2 separate regions of the Homo sapiens genome follow, and region 2 is linked to region 1. A link is a loop called in an ENCODE intact Hi-C map of the cell type or tissue named here. Cell type or tissue: uterus. All regions are shown on one strand. Links, peaks and the distances in the headings refer to the core of each region. The heading gives the core; the rest is flanking DNA.

Region 1 (12,303 bases), core at 1,508-9,507:
TTGTTTTGTGTGTTAAATTTCAGAAACCTTGGTTGAGTGGGTGGAAAAACAACATTGCTGATAATGAAACTCAGTGAGCACATGGCATGCACAGGACACTTACCATTCTGGTCTGTGTTGCTTATTGAGTACATGTTCAACACTGAACAGCTTCACTCGGCATTGTAGTGGAAATGGAGAGAGACGGGAAGGACAGAATGCTTTTGTGAGTGGAAAGGTAGATTTCTGTGTAGTTCTCTGCAGCAGTAAACCGTTGCCTGGCCTTAGTCAGTGAGAACTCAGTATTTATTTGCCTACCTGTAGTAAATGATTTTTTTGGCATATATAACCCATAAAAGTTTAAAACCAGAATTACCATCCCCCGCCCAGGCTACAGTATTTACCATTTGGTTGTCTGGGTATTCTTATCCAGGACTAACTGTACTCATGGAAAAATCTAGTTCTTTAAACTTACTGGAAATATAACAGGAATAGCAGGGACAGTTGGGGTAGGAGAGGGCCTGGCAACCATGGCTGCCATTGATGTAATAGTAATGATCTCAGCTAGCCCAGCTGGGAAGCCAACCATGTGCCAGGTACTCTTCTAAGTATTTTATATATGTTAACTAATTTCTTCCTCAGACAATCTTGTGAAATTGTTACCATTGCTTTCTTCATTTTACAGGTGAGGAAACCAAGGCACAGAGAAAGGTTTACTAACATGCCTAGGATCTCACAACTAGTCATTTGTGGAGTGTGGAATTGAAGTTAGAGGAGGATGGCCCCAGTATCTGCCACAATTACTACAGCACTACGGTTGGCGAGGGAAGAAATCTGCATTCTCCTTGTAGAGTTTTCTATTTATCTTTCCTTTATTTCTTGGAGTATGTGTATCATATCATATGGTTTTGGAAAAGTGTCTGAAGGTCATCAAAATCTAAGTACTAGGAGGCTAAGATCAGAAAGATAATGCATTCTGTAGGTAAAGAAGTTTGCTCCTCTTTGTTTTTGTCACAGAAAGAAGTTCCACATTTAATTAATTCCTGGTTATTATTATTATAAATTGGTTGAATTACATTGTGGTCTAGTAGATAGGGCTGGGTAATACATTTTGTTCAGAACTTAATTGAGAGCTTGATTTTAAACTTAAAGTCAACCATTATGAGGTATCTTAGTATAAAATCAGGATATTTATATGTAGTTAGATGCTAATATAAAAATATTCAATCATATTTCTTTATGATGATGGATTGAGCGGGGATATGTTTATATGTAAAGCTTGGAAGCAACATTTTTACAACCGTAGGGTAATAGTACTATTGCCTAGTGTAAGTAGCTTTTCTCAAGAGACTATAGGGATGATTGAAATTGGCCAGTTTCAGATGATTTTTATAGGAGTAATGTTTATTGCAGCTCATTAATGCCATGTTTAATAGTTACTGGTTATCTGAAATGTTGCCCTGAGTGGAAAGGGGGTCATATGGTTCCATTGCTAGAGGATTGGACCTAAAATGGTTTTGCGTGAATAATGTTGTTTGTAAGTTATTTCTTGGGATCCTATCTCAAAGAAAGTGTACTTGAAAGGCCAGGCGCGGTGGCTTATGCCTGTAATCCCAGCACTTTGGGAGGCCAAGGCTGGTGGATCACCTGAGCTCAGGAGTTTGAGACCAGCTTGGCCCACATGGCAAAACCCTGTCTCTACTAAAAATACAAAAATTAGCTGGGGGTGGTGGCGGGCGCCTGTAATCCCAGCTACTCAGGAAGCTGAGGCATGAGAATCACGTGAATCCAGAAGGCGGATGTTGCAAGGAGCCGAGACTGCACCATTGCATTCCAGCCTGGGCAACAAGAGCGAAACTCCATCTCAAAAAAAAAAAAAAAAAAAAAAAAAAAAGTATATTCTGGAGACTATATTTTAGAAAGTGAGTTATAAAAAAATAAAAATAGGTCACACTTTATTGTGATGTTTTATGCAGTTTGTATAAACACCGACTGACTGAACTTAAAATTTTTGCACATTGTATTGACCACATGAAACCTATCAAGATGTTTTAGTATATTGGGTTTGCTATAAAACTAAAGTTTATTCAGGTTTCTTCTTTTGAGAGAGAGATTATGACAAAAGAATAGCTTGGCTTTCTGCCCCAAGAATCTTTGTTTTGGCCTTTTTTGCCTTTGTTTTGCTTATTTTGTATGTATTGGACCTGTTTTTGCCTATTTTGAACCTGTTTTGGAGGGGCTACCAAACTGCCAAACCAAAGAGCTCATCACAGAAGAGGCAATTTCACACCCAGAGAATTGGTAGTCCCAACTTTCTGAATGACACCTAAGATCATTACCTTAATTTTTTTATCTGCTAGTCAGTAATTTTCAACAGTCTTTTCTGCTTGGTTTAGGTTTAGTCTGTAAAAGGGAAACAGGATATTAATTTGCAAGAAAACCTGGAGAAATTGGAAAACTTCTGTTGGGTATTACTTTTGCCTGATACCTACTCAAAATTAGAAACAGAAATACCTTATATTATTAGCACTTTCTCCACAATCATTAATATTAAAAATACAATGGGTATCAAATAAATAACACAGTTTACAAGGAAAAAAGTGACCAAAGCACCCTGTGGATCAGATTTGACTACTTGCTGCTTTTGTGAACTTGTGCTTCACTCTGTGTTTCTGTTCTGTAGGTTTTGATAGGCTAGACTTCTCCAGATATATTAAAACATGAATAATTTGGTAAATAGGCTGAGGTTTTATTGAGGTTTACCTGGGCTCAGGAGGGAGGACAGGTGTGCTGATTGGTCCATGGGCGGCCATGGGCGGGGCCTGGAAAAAGTATCATCCAATTGGCCAAAAGGCATCAAGGAGGTTCTCACTCCCAGTAGCAGTGGCTCACACCTGTAATCCCAGCACTTTGGGAGGCCTAGGTGGGTGGATCACTTGAGGTCAGGAGTTCAAAACCAGCCCGACCAACATGGTGAAACCCTGTCTCTACTAAAAATACAAAATTAGCTGGGCATGGTGGCACATGCCTGTAATCCCAGCTACTTGGGAGGCTGAGGCAGGAGAATCACTTGAATCCGAGAGAAGGAGGTTGCAGTGAACCGAGATTGCACCACTGCACTCCGGCCTGGGCAACAAGAGCAAAACTCCACCTCAAAAAATAAAAAAAAGATAATTCAGTAAAATTAAAGGGTTGAAGTGTAGCTTAGTAAAACCTTAGCCTTAGCAATGCTTTCCCCAGTCTTTAGAGGGAAGATTTGTTTTTAATTTCCTTGTAAATTTCATTCTATAAAGTCCATGCTGGACAGCAGATTTGGTGATTAAGATCTGAACCTTTATTTTTTTCTTTCCTATAGCTGACATTAGTAAGAATATAATATATTGTGATATGAACACCTGGGAAAGAAAAACCGAAGGTGTGATGAAGCACAAATTAAAGGAATCTGACATTTTCCCCCAACTCCTGGGGAACAATAGTAGTTTGAACTTTAATTTACTGTGCAGTTAGAGCAATTTAATAGATTAGGTGGACATGCTGTGTACTGTCAGAAATGGCTTTTTCAAAACATGAATAATAATACATATATTTATTTTGAGCCCTTCTCATATAGCCTTCTCCCAGAGGTTGAGCAGGTTAGGGGGCATGAGTATATCGAGAACAAATGGAGAAGACCGAATGTGTAGTTTTAGTGGACAATATGGTTTATTTTTATTATTTATTTTTAAAGTTGCTATATAATCGTTGTACATATTGTTGGAGTACATGTGATATTTTGATACCTGTATACCATGTGTAATGATCAAATTCAGTTACTGTTGAGTTATCATCACACAGGATCCTTCGGGTGTCACTTCACCAGCCAGAAACCTCTGGCCGGCGGCGCCTCTGCTTGAGTTTTGCTCGTGCCTTCTGGGCTTCTTCTGCCCACTTGGCCTGGATCAGGCAGCACCACCGGCCAGGATCCTCCCCTGCCAAGGGTGCGCCAGTCACGGAGCGGCGAGGGGTGTCTAAATGATTGAGCACAGGGTCCGGCCACTGTGCACAGCTAGGCATTCTGGCTGTTGCAGTGGGGTGGGCAGCTCCATGCACCAGCATAGGTGCTGGCTCCGTGCAAGGCTGTGGCTGGACCAGACATACCACAAGCTGTGGGTACCAGTGTCTGGATGAGGGGAACACAGTGGCGCCTGAAAGCTTGGAGATGCCAGGAACCACAGAGCCCCAAAGAGGGTGTTACAGCGTGTCACAGCCCTGGCTCCGGGAGCCCTGAGTTCTGGGCTCTCAGTAGGGCCACACCTCTTCTCTCCTCATTGCCTACAGTGCGCAGTGAGCGGGGGTGGGGGTGGGGGTCGTGTTTCAGCCTGTTTGTGTTACAGCTCTTTCAGTCATGCTTGCCTCTGGCTCCTGGGCTGGTCCAGCACCACCACTGCTTCCTGTTGCATGAGGTGGCTGCCTAGTGCTGGCAGAGGGCGGGAGGGCTGTAGTGTTACAGCCCCTTTAGCTGCCGCCCACAGCTGGGCAAGCTGGCCAGGAAAGTGTTACAGCTCCTTTCGTTCCTGCTGTTTGGTGGGTCTCGAGTTTTTCTTCCACATCCAGGAAGAATGAAGTTACACGGGCAACTGGAGGGTGAGCAAGGCCGAGAGGAGCTTTATTGAGCAACAGGAACAGCTCTCAGTGGAGAGGAGACCCAAAGTGGTTAGCACCTATCCACAGACAGGTGATGAGTCGCTGAGTCTGGGGGTTTTTATGGGCTCAGAAGGGAGGGCATGTGTGCTGATTGGTCCATGGGCGGCCACAGGCGGGCCTGGAAAAAGCACCATCCGATTATCCGAAAGGCATCAAGGAAGTTCTCACTCCCAGTAGCCGACTCCACCCAGAACTGGCAGCCTCGACCATAGGCTTCAGGCCCTCCCTGGCTTAAAGGTGGAGTTTCACCAGGGACCTGCCCCTTCCTGCCTAGGAAACTGTCTGCCTCCCACCACTATCAATATGCCATCCATGGCGCCCAGGCTGTCCGGCCCGAGGGGCACCTGCAGGCCCGCACTGAACTGCCCTCAGCCCCTTGGCCTCCTTCCCATGCTCGTTGGTGCCCAACGTCTGGAGGGAGTCCAGGCAGCAGGGGGCTGACATGTCAGTGCTGCCCTGAGCACACACACATCCGGCTGGCTCGCAACAGTGCCCAGGCTCAGCCACAACTGTTTTCCGACTGGAGTGGGTGCCAGGGACAGGGAGAGGCCAGCCAGGGAGTGGAAGCAGGCACTTCTGAGCCTGCGGGAGCGCAGGGATGCCTGGGTCCAGAGCTGCAGCTGGGTGGCTGCAGCTGTGCCCAGGGACGCAGGCTCCCACCCTGCCAACTTGGTAGGGCACAGGGTTCCCACCGGGATCACCTGTTCCCAGCCCCCGCCAGCTCCACGAAGCCGCCCCCCACTCCTCCATGCAGTTGGCATCTTTGCAGTGGCTGCTCCACGTGGGCTACCACTGCTATCATTATGATATGTTTTGATAAAACAGATCATTGGATTTTTCTTAAGAGTTCTGCATTTTTCCTTAATTTTCTTTTTTTGTTTTCCTTTTTTCTTTTGAAATGGGGTCTGTTTCACTCAGGTTGGGGTGCAGTGGCAAAATCATAGTCCTGGGCCCACACAATCCTTCCGATCCTTCCACTTCAGCCTCCCAAGTATGCTGGGACTACAAGTGTGTGACATCATGTCTGGCTAATTTTTTATTTTTAAAACTTTTTTAGAGATGAGAATCTCACTTCTTTTTTTTTGCCCACGCTGTTCTCAAACTCCTGACATCAAGTAATCCTCCCTCCTCAGACTCCCGAGTGTCTGAGATTATAGGTGTGAGTCACCGTGCCTGGCAAAATCTGCACTTTTGTAGTATTTTGTTTTAGTTAAACTTTTCAGCCAAGTGCAAAAAAATGAAAAGATTTGCACATGAATATGCAAACAGGTATGACTGTTGAGAAGAATAAGCTAAGGTTTTAGGGAAGCAAATATTCTTTTTTCTGGCTCAAGTGAGAGAATTAGCTCAGCTTAGAAGTTACTTGCTTTTTGGATGTGTTACTTGGATGTGTTACTCGGATGTGTTACCCATACATAGAATCATTAAATCATTATTTTTATACACATTCTTAGTGAGTTGAGATTTTGCTGCTGACACATTTGCAAAAGTTGGGATTGAAAATTAGAGTTTCTTGTTCAATGCTTTACTACTCTGCTGTTCCAGAAACCTTTAAGTTAAAGTAACAGATTAAAATATTTCATATGAAGAGAACTTTATGATTTCATATGACAATATACACACACTGAAAAACATAAAACTTTAAATATTTTAATGATTGCAAAGAGTATAACATAAAAATGACTCATAACATAAATGTAAAAACGTAGGTTTTTAAGCAGTGAGTACAGTGCTGATTGGAATACTAAGGATTTCAATAACCTAGTGTAATTCAGGATGAAGAAACAGAAATCATGACCTTCTTCAGATTTGAACTTGGCGGGATCCTGTTTGCAGGCTCTGCCTGTCTCTGCAGTGGGTTGAGTTCCTCATTGGTCCACTGACCCTGGTGTAGGGAAGAGGTTGACTGGACTTATTTCTGAATTTGACTGTCAGTAGCCCAGGGTTATAATGATTTCCCACACCTTGGACATACAGAAAATGATAAAATATAATGTTTTTAGAACCTGATTTTGCAAAGGGGCATAGATAAGGTAGATTGTTAGAAGGACCCAAGGGGAATGGTTGGAAGGCATGTCATAGAAGGAGAAGATAAAGAAAGCCCAGATGATTTTTGCCTGTAGAAGAGGAGGGCTGATGGGATTCAACTGCCTAAGTTTGTATCTAAATCTTGTTTTATGGAATTGAGGTTACATTTTGTTTGTATGGCTCTTAAGAACAGAATTCAGATTTCTGCCTTTGAAAAAGGGGAAACCCTTTACCAGTTAGGATTATTAAAAAATGGAATTTCTCTGCATTTTGAGATAGTAAACTCTACATTGAAGTATTCTGCTACTTGTTAGAAATTTTGTTCAAAACTTCAAGCATTAAATGGGGAATTGGTCTGGATGACTGTTAAGATCCCCAAGAGAATTCCAATTCTTTGATCTTAGCTGTCAATTAAAGATGTTTATAAATGTTTTATCAGCTGTTCTACCTACTTCCTTATTCTTAGATGTATACTATTTCATATTAAACGATCACCAGGGACCATTAATCATATAAATAAACAGCAATAATTGCATAGACTGATTCTTCATAGAGTGCTTATTATCCTATATTATATAAAATCCTGTGATCATTTTGTTGTTGCCATGGAAGTAAAACAGTGGTTGCTTTATTATGACTAAAGCTGGGGGACTATTTTTAGCCAAATTATAGTCATCTTTGCCAGCTGAAGCATATTCAATTAAATATCCATTAATAGGATAAAGTTTATGGAACTCTGTTAATGACTCTTTTTCCCTCTTTACTTTTAAACATTGTGATGAAATTAAAACTTAGCTAATTGGACTCAAGGTAACTACAAATGAGATGTGCTTCAAGGATCTTGAATGAGCCTGTTTTTTTCTACTTTCTATTTATTTTTTACCGCGTTCTTTCCAAGTCATTCTTCTGAACTGGTCCGTAGCACATCTGCATCAAAACCAGTGATCAGGGATGGCCTGAGGAAGTTGGGCTGCTTGTGGGGAGAAGCAGACTCTGAAGGCCTGGAAATCTACATTTTCAAAAAGGCCTAGAAATTTTGACGTAGCACATTTGAGGATGATAGCAGGAAGAATTTAGAAATTGTCAGCTAACACCTGTTTTCTAGAATCTGCAAGCACAGACCTACGTGACACCAGTACCACCACTACCACCCAGCATATTACTCTAGAAGGAAGCACAGAAATTATCAGGTTTCTTCTCTTTTACTTTGTATCATGAACAATTAAGTAACTTGCCCAGGGCCATACAGACTGAATCCCATATCTCCACTGAGCCATTTGGTTTTGATGGGGATGGACTGAAGAGAAGAACTTTAAAAAATACTATTGGAAAGCTGAAATGGACCAGTGACCAGCCTCTGGATTCCTGTGATTTGTATCAGTTACCGTTTTGAATATCATGCATATGCTATGGTCACAGATCTCTTAATGTATCACGAGGACAGTTGGAAAACAATTCAGTTGAGATTAATTGGGTACATGTATTTTCTGGTTGTGGCTTTTCTGCCTTGTTTGTAGTTTACACACCAATCCATGAAATTATTTCCTTCCTTTTTCTTTTTCTTCCATGTTAGGTATCTGTCTGGTTCCTCCCTTCTTTTTCAAAGAGAGGATCAGCTTTCTGCCCCAGATCCTTCTTTCTCCTTATCTGTTCTCCACTTGATTTTAGTAACATTTCTGTGCAGACAGCCTAACAGACCTGACCTCAGATCTGTGGCCAGAAAATTTTTACTCAAATACTTTGACAGTGTTTTACTCATCTAAAAGTGAATGTGATCCCTAGACAAGTATGAGGCCAAAGGTGCGTCTCATTGGACCTCAGGCCATGTGAGCATACGCACATGGGAACATGGGGATTCTTTTACAGTTTAAGTCATGGGGAAGACAAGTCATAAACCACAGTGGTTTCTCAAAGGCAGTGATAGAGATAAGGTGATGAAGAAACTCCTATCTTCTCAGTATTCACAGTTTTGTCTGAGTAGGGATGTCTGGAAAAGGGAGGAGTATAATCCTAAAGTTTTGCCTTGAAGGGATTTATGAGTTGCTCATATTTATATATCATGCATATCATTTGTTTGTGCTCATACTCTTGCTTAACCAGTGATAGTACTATATGCAAAACTCCCCATTTTGATGTAGTCTTGTTTTTAGTGATTACCTGGTAATTTTGCCTTCTCCCCATTCTTACCTATCCTAATACGGCCTCGGTTTTTTAGCCTTTCCAGATTAGCAAACCCCAAAGGCTTAGTAGTTGTTTTGAGGAGCTAACTTTAAAATGTATCTGTTCTTGTTGCTTTTTCAGCTCAGGATAAACAGCAGTGAATCAGTTAGGAGACCTTTCTGGTAGCCTGTTACCCCAAATGTAGACCCTTGATTTTGATTTGTCTCAGGCCCCCTTAGTAGTAGATGAAGGGTTGGTTTTTGAAAGTGAAATTGTAGCTTGTTTAGTAAAAATTGCTTGTTTCTGTGGAGGCAATGTGCCAAAATTAGAAGCATCTATGGTGCCGCGCCATAAAGCAGTCTGGTGCCTCTCAAACAATAACTTTGTCAGTTCATTTTTATGGCTGAGAAAATAGCAGTCTAGGTGACCAACTTTCCCACAATTGCTTGGGGGTGTTTACTGACTGCCCTTGATCAGACGCCAAACACTTCAGAGGTAAGAGAGCCTAACCTATTTGTAGTTGTTGTTTACCCTCAGCCCTTAGCCTGCCCTTTGTTTTTCACTTACAAACAAAAGAGTAAAATCAACAGGCTGGTCTGTAAGAACTCTCATTTACTTTCCGGACCCCTTCTGTGTGGTTTAGGTAAGGCAGAGACTGGAACTATATACATCAAACTAATCATCTCACAGCCCATTATTAGGTCCCAGCTGCCGGACAACTTAGAGGATTTTTATTAACAATCAAGACACTTTTGTAAAGTTAAGTTAATTTTTGGAGATTGCTGGTCCCTTCCAGCCTGACACTGAAGTGATGATGAGTGAGTGAGCAGCCTTCTAGATTGGCAAGAAAGTGGCATCAGGTAGATAAGCTATGACTCTGTTTTATGGAATATTTGGTTCATTTTTTTTTCCATTGAGCAGCCTTCTAGATTGGCAAGAAAGTGGCATCAGGTAGATAAACTATGACTCTGTGTTTATGGAATATTTGGTTCATTTTTTTTTCCATTTCCATAATCACTTTTGATTTTCCTTAGTAGTTCTAGTCCATACATCCTGGACATTTCTCTCTTGCCTTTGGATTTTAAGTGCATGAGTTAAAAGAACTAAGCTAGTAAACCACGTTAGGATGTTGTCAATAAAATGCCCTTACAGTGTTGTCAAAGACTTTGCTTTATGGCAGGCACTCTTGCAGGGGCAATGGAAGAGCCAACCCTGAGAGTAGTTAAAAGGGATCTTCTGTGGTTTGCTTTGTAAGCCTCACTAAAGCAACAATAATTGAAATCCCTGAAATATATTGAGTAATGATATGTTGGTAAAGCAATACATGATTATTACTTGTCATACAGCTTTCAGGTTGGTGATGTTTTTCATGTTCTTTCATTTGTAACAGATGAATAATGTAAAACAGAGCTTGTGAGGAGTACAATGACATTTTGTTGTCTGGTTAATAATTTCAGCACTATTTGCAAAATTGCCCTGCCAGAGCATGACCTAGGAATTGTAAAGTGGAACACAAATAAAATAGGAAATGTGTATTTGCCCATGAGTTCTTCATGGACTTGTTATAAAAACACTTGTTTGCTGTCCTGTCTTTTGCTCACTTCTCTGTCCCCACTGGGAGAAGAGGGCCTTGTGGCCAGGCAAATGGGATGGAAGTGGGGGTACATGGAGGAAGAGTAGACAAGGTTTTATTCATCTCTGTTCCCTTTCATAACTCTTCCTAAGAGCAGAGAAAGCTGGTGAGAGAATGACAGGCAACCCTGTTAAAAGACTCGGAGGCTGGGCGTGGTGGCTCACGCCTGTTATCCCAGCACTTTGGAAGGCCGAGGTGAGTGGATCACCTGAGGTCAAGAGTTCGAGACCAGCCTGACCAACATGGTGAAACCCTGTCTCTACTAAAAATACAAAAATTAGCTTGGCATGGTGGCAGACACCTGTAATCCCAGCTACTCGGGAGGCTGAGGCAGGAGAATTACTTAAACCCAGGAGGCAGAGGTTGCAGTGAGCCGAGATTGCGCCACTGCAGTCCAGCCTGGACTCGGGGCCAGTGCAGCAAATAAATTCTGCCCCGTTCCTGCTGAGACCTCCCTTAGTTGCTCTACTTGCATCGACTTTTAATGAGCAATCTTTCTGATTCTTTTCTCTACAAAATGAGTAAACTTTAACATCTTAGTCTGCATTTTACCTCGGGGCATTTAAAATTTAAATAGCCTTGTTCTGATAAGCAGAATAGGGGGTAATTTTTTACCCTCAACAAGTTTGTCTAGAGGATACCACTAGGAGTCATGCTCACCTGTTCCTATTCACCTCTCCTGGGAACTCCGTCTTGAGTTTGTTATTAGCTGAAATGCTAATAGATCCTCTTCACGCTGTGTGAGAAAGTCCGAGGGCGTCTCGGATGCCCTTCATGTGCCAAAGAGAGAAAATGCTGGGATGGTTTGCTTTTAAAGGTTTTGAAATGAAGCACTCGATGCTCTGGTGATGCCTTTGTTTTAATTTTGCTGTTGATATTTGCAGGGACTTTACTTGTTAAATATCAGAAGCCTTTTCTCAGTATTATTGAGTTGCATTTGTATAATTCTTTAGGGCTTTAATGTTTACGGGGTCCTGGTTTAAGTATAAATAAGCCTATCTTTGGATTACCTGCCATTCCAAACCTGACATTAAAGATCAAAACAAAGAAAGATGGGATCTTAGTATTCATTTAAATAAGTTTAACTGGCTGGGCACAGTAACTCGCACCTGTAATCTCTGCCCTTTGGGAGGCTGAGGTGGGAGGATCGCTTGAGGCCAGGAGTTGAAGGCCAGCCTGAGCAACATTGTGAGACCACATCTCTACAAAAAAATACAAAAACCAGCTGCACATGTAGTGGCTTGCCTGTAGTCCCAGCTACTCAGCTACTCAGGCTGTGGTGAGAGGATCGCTTGACCCCAGGAGGTTGAGGCTGCGTTGAGCTGTGATCATGCCATTGCACTGCAGCCTGGATGGCAGAGCGAGACCCTGTCTCAAAATAAATAAATAAGTTTAAATGATAAGGTAATCCTGAATGTTGTTTATTTGTAGCCTAAGTAAATTATGTTTCAAACTGGGGCAAGGTGATAAAGTTTAACTTGAAGAGCAGAGTCCTGAGACCCTGGGAGATTCAGCTTCACCGTCACTCTGGATGTATGGAACCCACTGTTTTTTGTTTTTCCAAAGATAATTTCTTGGACCTTTTCTCAGAGGTCTTCTACCTAACTCTTCAATTATTTCTGTTGCTAGATCAGACTTTCACCAAATGCTCATGCTGCTTGAGTTGTCTGGGCTATATGCCTGACTCCATGCTGAGATACACAGAAACCTCAGGCCAAAAGCTGGGTCTCCCCGTCCCCCACATGGTTCTGTGCACCTGTGCATTACTCATTCCGCATGCCATTCTCTCCATAATTAAGAACAGAAATGCTTGTTCTCTT
Region 2 (12,303 bases), core at 2,636-10,635, 79 kb after region 1:
TGTGGCAGCACGAATGGAAAAGCATTACATTAAATAAATGTAATATAAGTGCATTTTTCTCTCTTTTTTCCCATATTTACAATTAGAAGCTTGAAAGAAGACAGAATTCCATCTGGCCTTGGTACCACGTTTCTCCTAACATGAGGGGCTAGTGACCAGACACGATAGGGCAGTGATTGCTTTGTCACTGCCTTCCCTCCCCATGCCCTGCCATTTTTATTTTTGATCTTCTCAGAATCCTTTGTTTATTTGGCCCCATTCAAGGCCCACTTTTTAAATTCTTCCTTTCTTCATATACATTCCCAGCAGATAGGTGGCCTTTGCTCTATTCATTTGACAACCTTTTCTAAGTTAAAAGCAAATAAGAAAACCAACATAAACCTTCCCATAGGACTGAGCAGATCTCCTCTGCTGCCTTCTCTTTCTCCCATCCACCTCAAGGCCAACACCCCACCAGTATCAACCCCATGTTTTCTTTCTCAGTGTCCTCTCCCTCAGGATCCCTAGATCTCTATTAACTCTTCATGATACAGTCAAAGGTTATACTTGCTTTGGGACCATGTATTAGACTTGTGGCCCTGGAGAAATCACATCTACTCTCTGAGCCTCAGTTTCCTCATTTGTTCCTTATATTCCTTCCTCAGTCAACAAAGACACCTATGGGTGGTGTGCCCAGCACCGGAGGTGAGAACCATGATGAGCTAAGTAAGCATAAGTTCCTATCCACCACTGTGAAATGGAGCAGAGAATGTCCATCATGCAGGGGATATTGTAAAAATTAGCAAGGTGATGATGCATAGATGAGCACGTATGTAGGTGCTCAGGAAATGTCAGTTTTCGTGATTGTAATCAAAGGCAAACAGAGAAGGCAAGTCCTGACCTCTCTTTGGAAGTTGTTTTTATCTCAGGAGGACCTTTCCCTTGTATTTCTGGCTTTTACCTGAAACTCATTTTTTTTGACTTTGGACAGATTTTTTTATTATTATTCCTTTTAATCTAGCCTCTTTCTCTATTTTTTCTTTTTTTCTGTTAAAAGCATAACCATTTCTTCTGTCATGTGTATTTGAAAGCAAGGTGGGAGGGGGCGTTCCAGTTTTTGTGGGACAAAGCATCCTGTTTTAACTCTGTTCTTTTATAGTGTATTTCTAGTGCATAGTCCTGAGGATGTTTTATTTGCAGATCCCTTTAATTCTTCCCTTCCTTGTGTGTTGAGTAGGTGATCATCCCTGTTCTAAACTTTTATTACTCCAAGGATAGGGTCTGACTTGTTGCCTTTCTAAGATAATCTAAATGCCTTCTTCATAGCAAGAGGAAACAGTTACCTCCTTCAGCTGGTTGTTTGAACATAACTATGTGAGTGTTTGAAACCATAGGGTCCTTCAAATTCTACAATAACCAGAAATTGAGAACATTTTGTCTTTAACAACTGAACCAGTTCATTTATTGTGACTATGCTTATGTTTTGTTTTGATTTTTTTCTAACCGGCAGTTATCTCTTGAGATTATATAATATTTACAGTTTACTTAGCAGGGGCTTCCAGAAAATGTGAGGGTATGTCAACTTTTGATTTATGGATACAGTTTATACCTTAACATGAATACATAGTTATAAATGAGCTTGTGACATTGGGTCTTTTGAATGTGGGTTTTCTTTTAAAAGGCTACAGTTTTCAAAACCATGATATTACCACCAGCCCATTTGTATTTCTCACCAGACTAAAGGTAGCACGTCCTACTAAACAGAACGCAACAGGAAAAAAAATAAGGAACAAGTCCTTTTAAAGTTTGGAGTGGTGCCAACTACAAGTTTTTGTTATTTTTAATATAGACTTTGTTCATTTATTTAGTCAAGAAGCGTCTGTTGAGCTTTGCACATGTAGGGCCTGTGCTGGGTGCTGCGGGTAAATGGTGATTTTGTCCTAGGGCAGGGGTCATTGAACTATATAGCCTCCCTGTAGCCTGCTTTTGTATGGCCCACAAACTAAGAGGTTGTTAAAGTTTTAATGCGTTATGAAAACAAACAAAAAGCAAAATATGCAAGAGACCTATGTGTGGCTCACAAAGTTTAAAATATTTATTTGATTCTTTAGGAAAAAATTTGCCTACTCCGGACCCTGTGGTGTCTCTGTCTTCCTCAATCTTATGTTTGTTAGTAAGAAAGACCAGAAGTAAGCAAGGGAACAAATAAGAAAGATAGTTCTTTTCAGATTTTGATAATTGATAAGGAAATAGCATGTAAGAGTGACAGAAATGAGGCTGGTGTCAGGTGTAGCAGTTAAGGTGGGATTTTTTGAAAAGATGAATTTAAGATTAAACCTGAACAGTAAGGACAAACAGGTCTGTGCAGAGCTGGGCGTATTAACCCATCTCTCACTCCTTAGGTCCACATCCCCCTTCCCCTCCAAGTGCCTGCTTATTATACACAGAGCTCAGCTAAATGCTGGTTCCTGGAAGACTATCTCGAATGCCCTCTTTTGGGTTACCTTTACTACAGCACCCATCACAAGGCACTGTAATTGCCTATTTGGTTTCATTCTTCCCACCTCCCTCCACTAGACTTGAAATATCTTGGGGGCAGGGACATATGTCTTAGTGATCATATCTCGCTAGCGTTTAGCTCATAAACTAGGTTAAATGGAGTCTACTCTAAACTCAAAATTAGATTCCATCAAGCCCACTGTGAAAATCAAGAAGATCCTCTAACAAGTTGCAGATTCTTAAGTTCTATCACTTATCTTTTTTTGTACACATCCTTCCCCCCTCGTACTCTCTTCTCCAAGCACTATTCTTTCATTTCTAAAACCTAATTATTGCCCCACCCCCAAAACATGCCCATTTCCCTCGTGTTATTAAAAGGCACCGTCATCCATCCAGTTGAGCAAGCCGAAAACTAGGAATTAGCCTTGGTGTGTCACGTTTCCTCACCCTTACCCATCACATCCAGTCCTTCAGGACCCACACCTCCTCAACTAGTCCTGTCTCACTGTCTCTACTCTCAGCTCTAGCCCAGGCCAGCTCTAGCCTTTCCTTTGCCTGGGCCACTGCAGCAATCCACTGACTGGTCTTTCTGTTCCCTTGCTTACCTTCCATATATCCGTTGTTCACACAGAAGACAAACACATCTTTTCAAGCTCAAAAGAAGATCATATCTGTCCCTTTTCTTAGACACCCCAGTGGCTGCCCGTCGAACGTAAACATGTGAACTTAAGTAAACAAGTAAAAACAAGTAAATAAACAAGTAAAAATACAGCTCAAAGATTTGAGCTCACAGCCCTGAATGGAATAACCATTGTCTCTTCAACCACATCTTATTACTCTCAGTTTCCAGGTACATTGGTCCCTCCACTTGCCCTTCTTAGGACCCTTTATTCTCTGTTGCCTGTTAAATTATTAAATGTTAAATGGAACCCCGTGTTAATCTCCTTAACATCGCGAACACTTAAAACTATACAGTGACAAGTCAGTGAACCATAGTGAAACTCCATTCCCCAATGACACCTTCATTCCTGATTTTCCTGGTAACATTTGTAATATCAAAAATTCATGATAACAGGCAACTGATTTAATGATAACTCCAGTTAAAAGGCCTTGGGGAAGGAACTTGACAACCTTACTGCCTTCTAATGGTATTGTTTTTCCTTTTTTCTTTTTCGCAATGCAGAATATGAGTTGGAAGTAAAGAGGGTGCAAGACATTCTTTCGGGAATAGAGAAACCACAGGTATGTCTTCTGGATTTCTCAGCATAAATGACACTTTTTAAAGTATTTCAAATGTGCTTTTTTTTTTTTTCCACCACACAGTAGGTAAGGAAAAGGGCTCTTTCCCTTTGCAGATTACTCATCAACTATGAAATAGTGTTCGGTTCAGTTATTAATGGACCATGAGACATAGAACAGTAGCCTTCTGTGTGTAGTCGTAATCTACTGAAATGTCTTCTTTATTTAGGTATTCTGAATGCAATTAGATATTCTTTCCAAAGATTCTTTTTTTTCTCTCTCTTTTTTCAGTCTACAGTTTTCTTTTGGTAGTTTTTTTTTAACCATATAAATGTAGTAATAATTTTTGAAAACCTCAGTAATCCCAAGTATTTTTCCAAGTAAACTTCAAAAAGATATTTAAATATTAGCTGTGAAAAATAAGTCCAGAACATTGGGTGCAATGGCAAGACAAAAAAATGGTCGAAGTGGTGAGGTTTTGATTTTGCCAGGTGCTTTGAAATTCAAGTGAAAAACTCAGAATGTTGATTCAGCCTTTCATCTGAGATTAGAGAGCCAGAGTTCTTTGGAGTATTTTCTAGCTGAATTGGAAAACCTTGATTCTGCATGTGTTTCAAATACTGAGGCTTTTTAACAGAAGAGTCCAAACATGCCTCAGGGTACATAGTTGAATTTGACAACCTAAAAGCTTGAGGTGTGTTGAAGGACAGGCATAATAAGGCACTTGTAGAGGAGTGGGGTGTTGCCGTTGGGAGGGGTGCAGGGAGTCTGTACTTACTCTGGTGAGGAGCAGGCTGCCACTGGGGGTTTTTGAGCAAAGAAGTTATGTAATCAGGGCTGCATTTTCAGAATGATCAAACAGTTGGTGGATGAGTTGGAGTGAGAAGAAGATAGATGCAGGGAAGAGCAGTGTTAGAATCTGCTACTGTAGTCCTGGTGAAAGGCTATGGGAGTCAAAATTAGGGTGGTGACATCTGTGTGGCAGGCAGCAGGGGACAGATACAAGAGCCATTCCAGAGATAGAATACGGCACTATAACCTGTTAGAATAGATATCAAATGTCAAGGATAACTGGGCTTTCGGGTTTGGATGCCTCCTCTCAGGAATTGCTTCCTCTAAGATGCCTTCCTGATTGCTGTCCATGCCCATCAAGTGGGAGGCTCTACCCCCAGCTTTGCTGTGCCCTTCATGGACTTCTGCTACTGTATTTAATATATTGTACTGCATCTACTTGTTTCTGTGTCTTTCCCGGTCTGTGGTTTCTCTAGGACAGGTTCACAGCTTTGTCCTTTTTGTATCTTCAGTGCCATTCTTGGACATGCTGAGTTTGTTTCACTGTCAGGGACTCTGGAAAGATAGATACAGCGGGCGGTCGCAAATGTCTGGTAGGCCGATGCTGAGGAGCGAGGAGGAACAAGATACAAGACAGGGAGATCACATGCATAGCAATGATACTTCATGTTGTAGGATTGGATGATAGCTTTGCAGACGGGGGTGCAGTATAAGGGAGAGATCAGAAAAGGTGTGAGGGCAGAATTATGGAAAAAGCTTATGTTTGTAGCATAGTAGAAAGAAGAAAAATCTGTAAGGAAAACAGAGGAGTCAGAGAGAGAGGGCAGAGCAGCGGGTTCACTCATGGCCCCAAATGTAGTTTCAGAACTCCATAGTCGCTTCTTAATCATGTTTATGCACACAGTGCTGTTCCTCAGATATTCCTAGTCACTGCTCTGCTGAAGAAGTGACAGAATCTCTGTTTCTTGTGGGTGAGATGGCTCTAGCAAGACAAAAGCCATATTTAGATTCATTGGTCCTTTTTCTTGATGCAGTATTTCTTAGGCATTTAATCTTTTGAGGTTTTAGGGCAGGGTAATAGGCTTTTTGTAAGTAGCTGTGTTGTAAAATATAATAGGGTAAGAGCGTCATCTGAGAACTTTTGCCTGTATCATTTGGAAACAAGCATTGCTTGGCTACAGAAGCACACAGATGTTAGCTCTATCCATGACAGTCTGGCCAGGCCGTTCTGTACCCATCGCAGAGAATTGGCTTCTCAGAGCCTAGTGCCTTTAGGCCCCTGAATCATGTAGATAACTCCCCTTGTTTTCATTTGGTGCTCACTTAGTAGCCTTTTGAGAATTTGACTTCCTTGTTGCCAACAGAGAGAAAGTATGTGAGGCAGGTTGACAGTGCTATCTAATCTACCAGATACTTCTGTTTCTCATTATGAATCAATTAACTGGCAGTCTGATTGTATATATCTGATTCCATAAGTCTTATAGTTTGACATTCAAGTCTGACTCTGGAATACCGGCTAGATTGTCTGAGTCACTGGGCAGGGGCCTGGACCTGGCGAATTCACTCAGGTAAATGCCACAAGGTAACAGCCTGTCTGCAGGGCCAGCCAGCTTAACTGGACTCTATCCTGTCTCATTACCCTCCTCCAAACCTTTGAAGTGGACTTTGAATGAGAAATTCAGTCAAAAGATAACATTTCCATATCAGCGTGGCTTAGATGGGCACAGACGTAGTCAGTATAGCTGAAGAGTTTCCTTAGTCCTATAAAGCTGGAGTTGTTAATTCTGTAGCATAAGCAGCACATTATCTTTCTAGGTTTGGAAAAGGCACGTTGAGAAACTTTCTGGAGGTGAGTAGAAACAAAGCCTCAAGTAGTTACACACTCCAGAGTCATGAAAGATCTGTAGATCCGCATTTATATCTCATGCCCTTTTTAACAGTGAGGCTTGAACTTGCCAAAATACTACACCCTACCTTTTAAGCAGTTTGATGAAAATCACCTGATAGGAAGTGGGCGTCTCTGGACACAGTTGCTTTGCCAACATGTGGGTGGTGGTTGGTGCTAACCACCCTGCATGTCTGGTTCTCTGGATGGCAGTGTAAGTGTATCCAGGTTGCCTGGGCTGAAGGCATATCAGACAAGGGGAGTTTGTATGAAGAGTGCCATGCTTGTTCGTGCCTCCTGCTTTTGCACATGACTAAAACAACTTCTCTTTCTCTCCACCTATATGTTTCCTATTGCTGCTGTAATGATTTACCACAAATTGAATGGCGTAAAACAGTACAAATTTATTGTCATAAAGGTCTAGAGGCCAGAAAGTCCAAAATGTCTCTGGCTAGGCTGTAATCAAGGTGTTGGCAGGGCTATATTTCTTTCTAGAGGCTTTGGGACAAAATCTGTTTTCTTGCCTTTTCCAGTTTCTAAAGGCAGCCTGCATCCCTTGGCTTTGTCTGCAAAGTCAGCAGCCATATTCCCCCAGCTTCTGCTTCCATTCTCACATGCCTGTCTCTCACTGTCCTGCCTCCCTCTTTCACTTATAAGGACCCCCGTGATTTTACTGGGCCCAGCCAGATAATCCAGGTTAAGTCTCCCCTTCACGAGAGCCTTAACTTGGTCACACCTTCAAAGTCCCTTTTGCCATATAAGGTATTCATAGGTTCCAAGGACTAGGATGTGGACCTCTTTGGGGACCTACCACACTCCCCTTCTGATCCTCATAAATGTTATTGCCTGAGACAGTCCACTGTTTCTTTCCAGCCCAATTAGTTGTTTATGCAGTTTCTGTCTTTCCTCTTCGTACCACTTTTCTCTCTGAAGTTCTTGTTTGTGATTGTGTGTTATTTAACTTTTCGCTCCTAATACCTAGCACTGTCCTTGGGACATAGTGACCCCTTAATAGATCTTTGCTGAATAACTGTGTGGCTGTAGCTGGGTTCTGGCCGGGGGCACAAACGCCGGAAGTCTGACCAGCCTCAGGATGTGCCTCCGCCAGCGTGTAAGGCAGCAGCCACTAGAGGGAAGGCCTGTGCTTTGCAATCTGGCACTCTGGGTTGGGACTTGCATTGGCTGTTACCTGTCTTTGTGACCTTGGGTAAGTTACATCATTTCTTTGTGCCTCAGTTTCCTCATCTTTGAAAGGTAGGATAAGAAATACTACCTGGGACTATATGAGAAGTAAATTATATACTTGGAATGCAGTATTTATAGTTTGTAGCGTATCACTAAGCAAAAGTGAAACTTCTGTGCTCTTACATGGGAAGGAAGAGGTATCAGGCCATCTGACAGGGAAAGAAGCAGAGCCATGCAAAGTTGGGAGCACAGTTGTAAAAAGGATTATTTAATTTTGTGTTCCTTTCAGCCACAACTGGTAGCACCTCTAAATAAAAGGCATATATTTTGCTTTGAGGTTTTGCAGATGATTTTATTTAGGTGCAGAACTTGTGGATTCCAGTCATCTTTCTAGGACTTTGGGCACCCTGAATTGAGCAAGTCTTTTACTCTTCAGAGACCCAGCTACTGCAAAGGTCCAAATACTTAGTTTCATTTAAATTTTATTAAAATGGTATACAAGTATACTAGGTATTTATCTTGGGACTGGAACAGTTAGGTGCTATGGGGACTTCACTGGTATAGCCTCCACCATGACAGAGCAATAAGCCTGATATTATTCTGAGTGGCTTAGGAATTAGCCAGCCATCTCGAGCCTAATGTGGTCTGACCTTCTCTGGTGGTGGTGCTAGATGTAGTCTCCCATAGACTGGTGGGCTGTTTATTTTCAGGATATAAATAATGTAACCTGGAATTGTGGTTCTGCATTGTTTCCATCCGCGAATGTTTAGCTTGTTGGAACAATTGATTTGTCGGTTCCAGAAGCGAGTAAACTGACCTGCGAGGAACACTTCCCCTGTAAGAAGCAATCCCTTGAAAGATAAACAGTAGTGCATCTGGGAGCAGATAGGCGGCTCTTAGCACTTCAGGAATCATAAAAACAGATGACTGTGAAATTCTTAGATTTCAGTATCCTTTTTCTTTAACCTTTTCCTTTTTCATTTATTTTCCTTTGTGGTGGTGTTTCTCATGATGATCCTTTAGAAGTGAAGCCAGTATTTGTGTGGTAATATTTCCTTAGTGTACTCTTTAATTAGATCAGTAGGCCTCCCACATAGTTCAATCCAAAGGCCAGAGCAAATTTAGAAGCTACCAATGTACAAGGAAATATTTTTGAACATGAAAGAAACAATTTAGTAACTATGAGAATAAATGGTGTTTCTGATCCAAGTACTATCATTTGCATAATAATAAAATATCAGAAAAAAATGGAAAATTTTACAGAACAGTATTAAAATATTGGGATGAACAGGAGAGAAGGTGCAAGGAGAAAGCAAGCTATGGATTACGTATCAAATAGCTACAGGACAATGCGGTTTTATAATTTCCTTATACACACACATATAGAACAACTGCTTTCAAGTTGGAATCTACATTTAATAAATAGACGAGTGATTTCTAATCAGTATGTGACCATTTACAAGTAGGAAGTAATTTTATGAGTCCTTCAAGGTGCTCAAAAGCAGTTTAGTTTAAATAATTCATATGCAGACTTACACTAGTAACCTGTACAACAGACCCTTTTATAGCAGTTATTGAACTGCTTTTGAATTGGAATCTACATTTAATAAATAGACAGGAATGATTTATAATTAGTATGTGACCACTTAGTAGTAGGAAGTAATTTTGTGAGTCCTTCAAGGTGCTCAAAAGCAGTTTAGTTTAAATAATTCATATGCAAATGTATACTAGTAACCTATACAACAGACCCCTTTATATTACTATTGCAGAAACAAATGTCAGATTGCACCTCGTCCAATAATTTTATAACTACAAATTACCCCTTTTATCACCATTACAAAGGAGATTGACTTTCTAGTTACGGTAGGTTAATTAAATATCAGGAAGTCAGTTTTATGGCTTCTAAACTTTTTTGAGGGGTGAGGGGAACAAACAGCCATGGTGATCACTGTGATGATCAGATTAGCCGTGCCCTAGTTAAGCTTGTTGGTCACTGCTGGCAAGAAAGTTTCAGCACAGGCAGACTTGCAATGTGAAGGTCATATATGAGTGTTGTTGCTCTGAAATCGGCATGAACCTAGATAGAGTTCCTAGAGTTCCAAATCTCTCATTAAGGCATTACCTCCCAGGACACTTGGAGTAAATATGTCTAGTGCTGAGAATTCACCTTCAAGTGACATTCTCTTGAAAGACAGCATGTCAGTTTCTGGAATCAGCCTTAAGTGGAAACAAGTTCCAAGTCCTAATGGAGACTAAGTGATCTTTTTCTCCTCATTCCATTGCCTAAACAAGGGAAACCTCGGGCCAAGAGTCAGTGAAAGGGAGAGAGCAGGAGGACAAGAAGGATTTGGCCCCAGAACATCATCATGATCTGGGTGTCAGGCTGCTTAGCTCAAGGAAAGAATTCACAGAAACCGCTTTCCTTTGAGAATGATGCTGAGTTCTCAAACTGCATTTCTGATAGGCTGGCACATTGGAAGAATGTATTTCCACAAACACCTGCATTGCATGCTGATGACAGTGTACATCCTGAAGGCTTGCTTAGGGACTCTAGGGAAAAAGTGAATGTTATTTTAGTTGATGCTTCAAGTGTTGTATTTCTCTGTTCAGGTAAATAATAATTTAACCAAGTCCTAAGGGAAAAAAGTAAAGTTGTCATAGCTGACATAAAAGGTAGAGTTTAAAGGGATGTGACTTCATGGATATTTGTTTGGTATCTAGAACGTTGGCATTTGACTGAGCTATTTTGAGACATGGTTATTTCACACCACCATTCATGGAATCAGTGTTACTGTCTTCTGTGTTCTTGGGTGCAAAGCAGCCACTTATCACCTTGGCTGAGTGTTTTCCAGTACCTAATGAGCCTCCTTTTTTTCCAAGAAACCAAACTCTTTGTAACAAATTATCTCCCACGTTAAAAATAAAATATGATACCCAATACCTCAGGATTACTCATTAATGGTATGTGAAGGAATTGAGCAGATATACTGTTGTATGTTGGAAATGCTGTCTTAAAATCTAGGTAGAGAAACAACACACAAATAACCAAGTAATGCTCTGTGTAATGGAATATGCACCAAATGCAGGGATGGAAAATAGGCAAGAGTACAAAGAAGAGTGGTTGAATCTGACAGTGCAGACGGTACAGGAACCTGTCCAGAATCAGTCTCAGAACACTTAAGAGTCCCTCTGTGTTCAGTATATCTGCCATGAGGCCCCTCATGTGCCTGTCTCTCTTCAACAGGTTGGGGCTCCTCGAGGCCAAAGATCATACCTTAATCATCTTTGTATCCACAGCCCCTCACAGGGTGAGGTATGACCATTAAATGAGTAAACAAAGGCAGCATTTGAAGTGGGTCCAAGAGAAGTTGGTTAAAACCAAGGAAGTAGGAGAGTTAAAAGCTAAGTCCCAGGGGTGTGAGAGAGGGCATAAGAGAGGCCAGCATCCTGGAGGTTTGGTCACAGCATCGTGGTGCAGATGGGTTGGAGGGGTGGGGAAGAGGAGCTGCTAGTCTGGAGCTATAGCAGTCTTCCTCAGATGTTTTAAAGAGATGTGTAATGCAAGCCTACCATCTTCTGATAGTCTGTGTCAGAAACTCAGACTATCTTATTTCCCTAGATTTTTTATTCAACAAACATTTACTAAGCAACCACTGATCACAGTTGACTATGACTTGGATTCTGTCCTTAGGGAGTCTCAAAGCCCAAGGGAGGTAGACAAAGGCCATAATGTGATTAGCAATTATAGCAGTATCCACAAGGTTCTGTAGAACATGGAGGAGTGACAATGCATGAGATAATTTAGAGAAGGCTACTGGGAGGTAGTGAGGCCGGGCTGCGGTCTTTAAGGATGAGCAGGAGTTTGACTAAATAATTGGCTAAATATATCATGATATTCTATTTATATGGAATAAATAGTACGAAGTGATCTCCACTAAAAATGTAGTGAAGGACAGACTGAAGAGAGACTCTGCATTCATTTTCCATATTTATTATTTGTATTTCAAGTATTTAATAATTCCAATAATCTTTATGTAGATCCTATAGTGACAAAAATGGAAGAAGGAAAAAAAGGGACTGAACAGTTTACCTGTCTCCATCTACAGCCTAATAATCTACAGCTATAAAGTCTTTGTGAACATTAAGCTTTAGCGTCTGTATTGTCTTTTTTGTTTTTAATATGCTATCCAGACCAATATCCAGATAGCAATAGAATAGCCTTTAGACAGTTACAGCGTTAAAGTTTTGTCCTTAGATTTATTTTAAATAATTAGATCATATTTTAGGTTGGGTTTCTCCAGAAATGGTCTCTAAAACCAAGTATTGAGTGCAAATAGTTTATGTGGGGATGTGATCCAGGAAGCCCTGGTTAGAGACAAGGGAACTGAGACAGAGAAGGGAAGTGTATTAGTCTGTTCTCGCATTGCTATGAAGAGCTACCTGAGATTGGGTAATTTATGAAGAAAAGAGGTTTAATTGACTCATGCTTCTGCAGGCTGTACAAGCATGGCTGGGAAGGCCTCAGGAGACTTACAATCATGGTGGAAGAAAAGGGGAAGCAGACATGTCTTACGTTGCCCGAGAAGGAGGAAGATAGAGAGAAGGGGGAAGTGCCACACACTTTTAAACAACCAGATCTTGTGAGAACTCACATCAGGAGAACAGCAAGGGGGAAGTCCACCACAATGATCCAGTCACCTCCCACCAGGCCCTCCTCCAAGATT

What was found. A loop is a pair of places that touch in the nucleus more often than their neighbours do. Peaks named below come from ENCODE experiments on the same cell type or tissue, not always from the same donor. Only the 100,000 strongest peaks of a DNase experiment are listed, where the experiment ranks them.
Region 2: a loop joins it to region 1, with 2.4 times the contacts of the local background. A loop is called at or near these places in 4 of 110 quality-filtered maps.

What each region holds. Positions count from the first base shown.
Region 1 is chr3:172,204,815-172,217,117 of GRCh38, forward strand. The region is part of intron 3 of FNDC3B (fibronectin type III domain containing 3B); the gene reads left to right. Among named protein-coding and RNA genes, the nearest start is that of FNDC3B, 170 kb to the left of the region's middle. RefSeq lists enhancers at 4,549-5,112, 5,113-5,675, 8,408-8,467, 8,478-8,537. In uterus, for the core only: no CTCF peak of the experiment used is centred there; a DNase peak (open chromatin) is centred at 5,807; H3K27ac peaks cover 478 bases.
Region 2 is chr3:172,282,265-172,294,567 of GRCh38, forward strand. FNDC3B (fibronectin type III domain containing 3B) reads left to right here. Exons shown (of 26, transcript NM_022763.4): 7 at 3,662-3,720. Among named protein-coding and RNA genes, the nearest start is that of GHSR, 160 kb to the right of the region's middle. RefSeq lists an enhancer at 7,315-7,609. In uterus, for the core only: a CTCF peak has its summit at 7,489 (motif pointing right); a DNase peak (open chromatin) is centred at 7,514.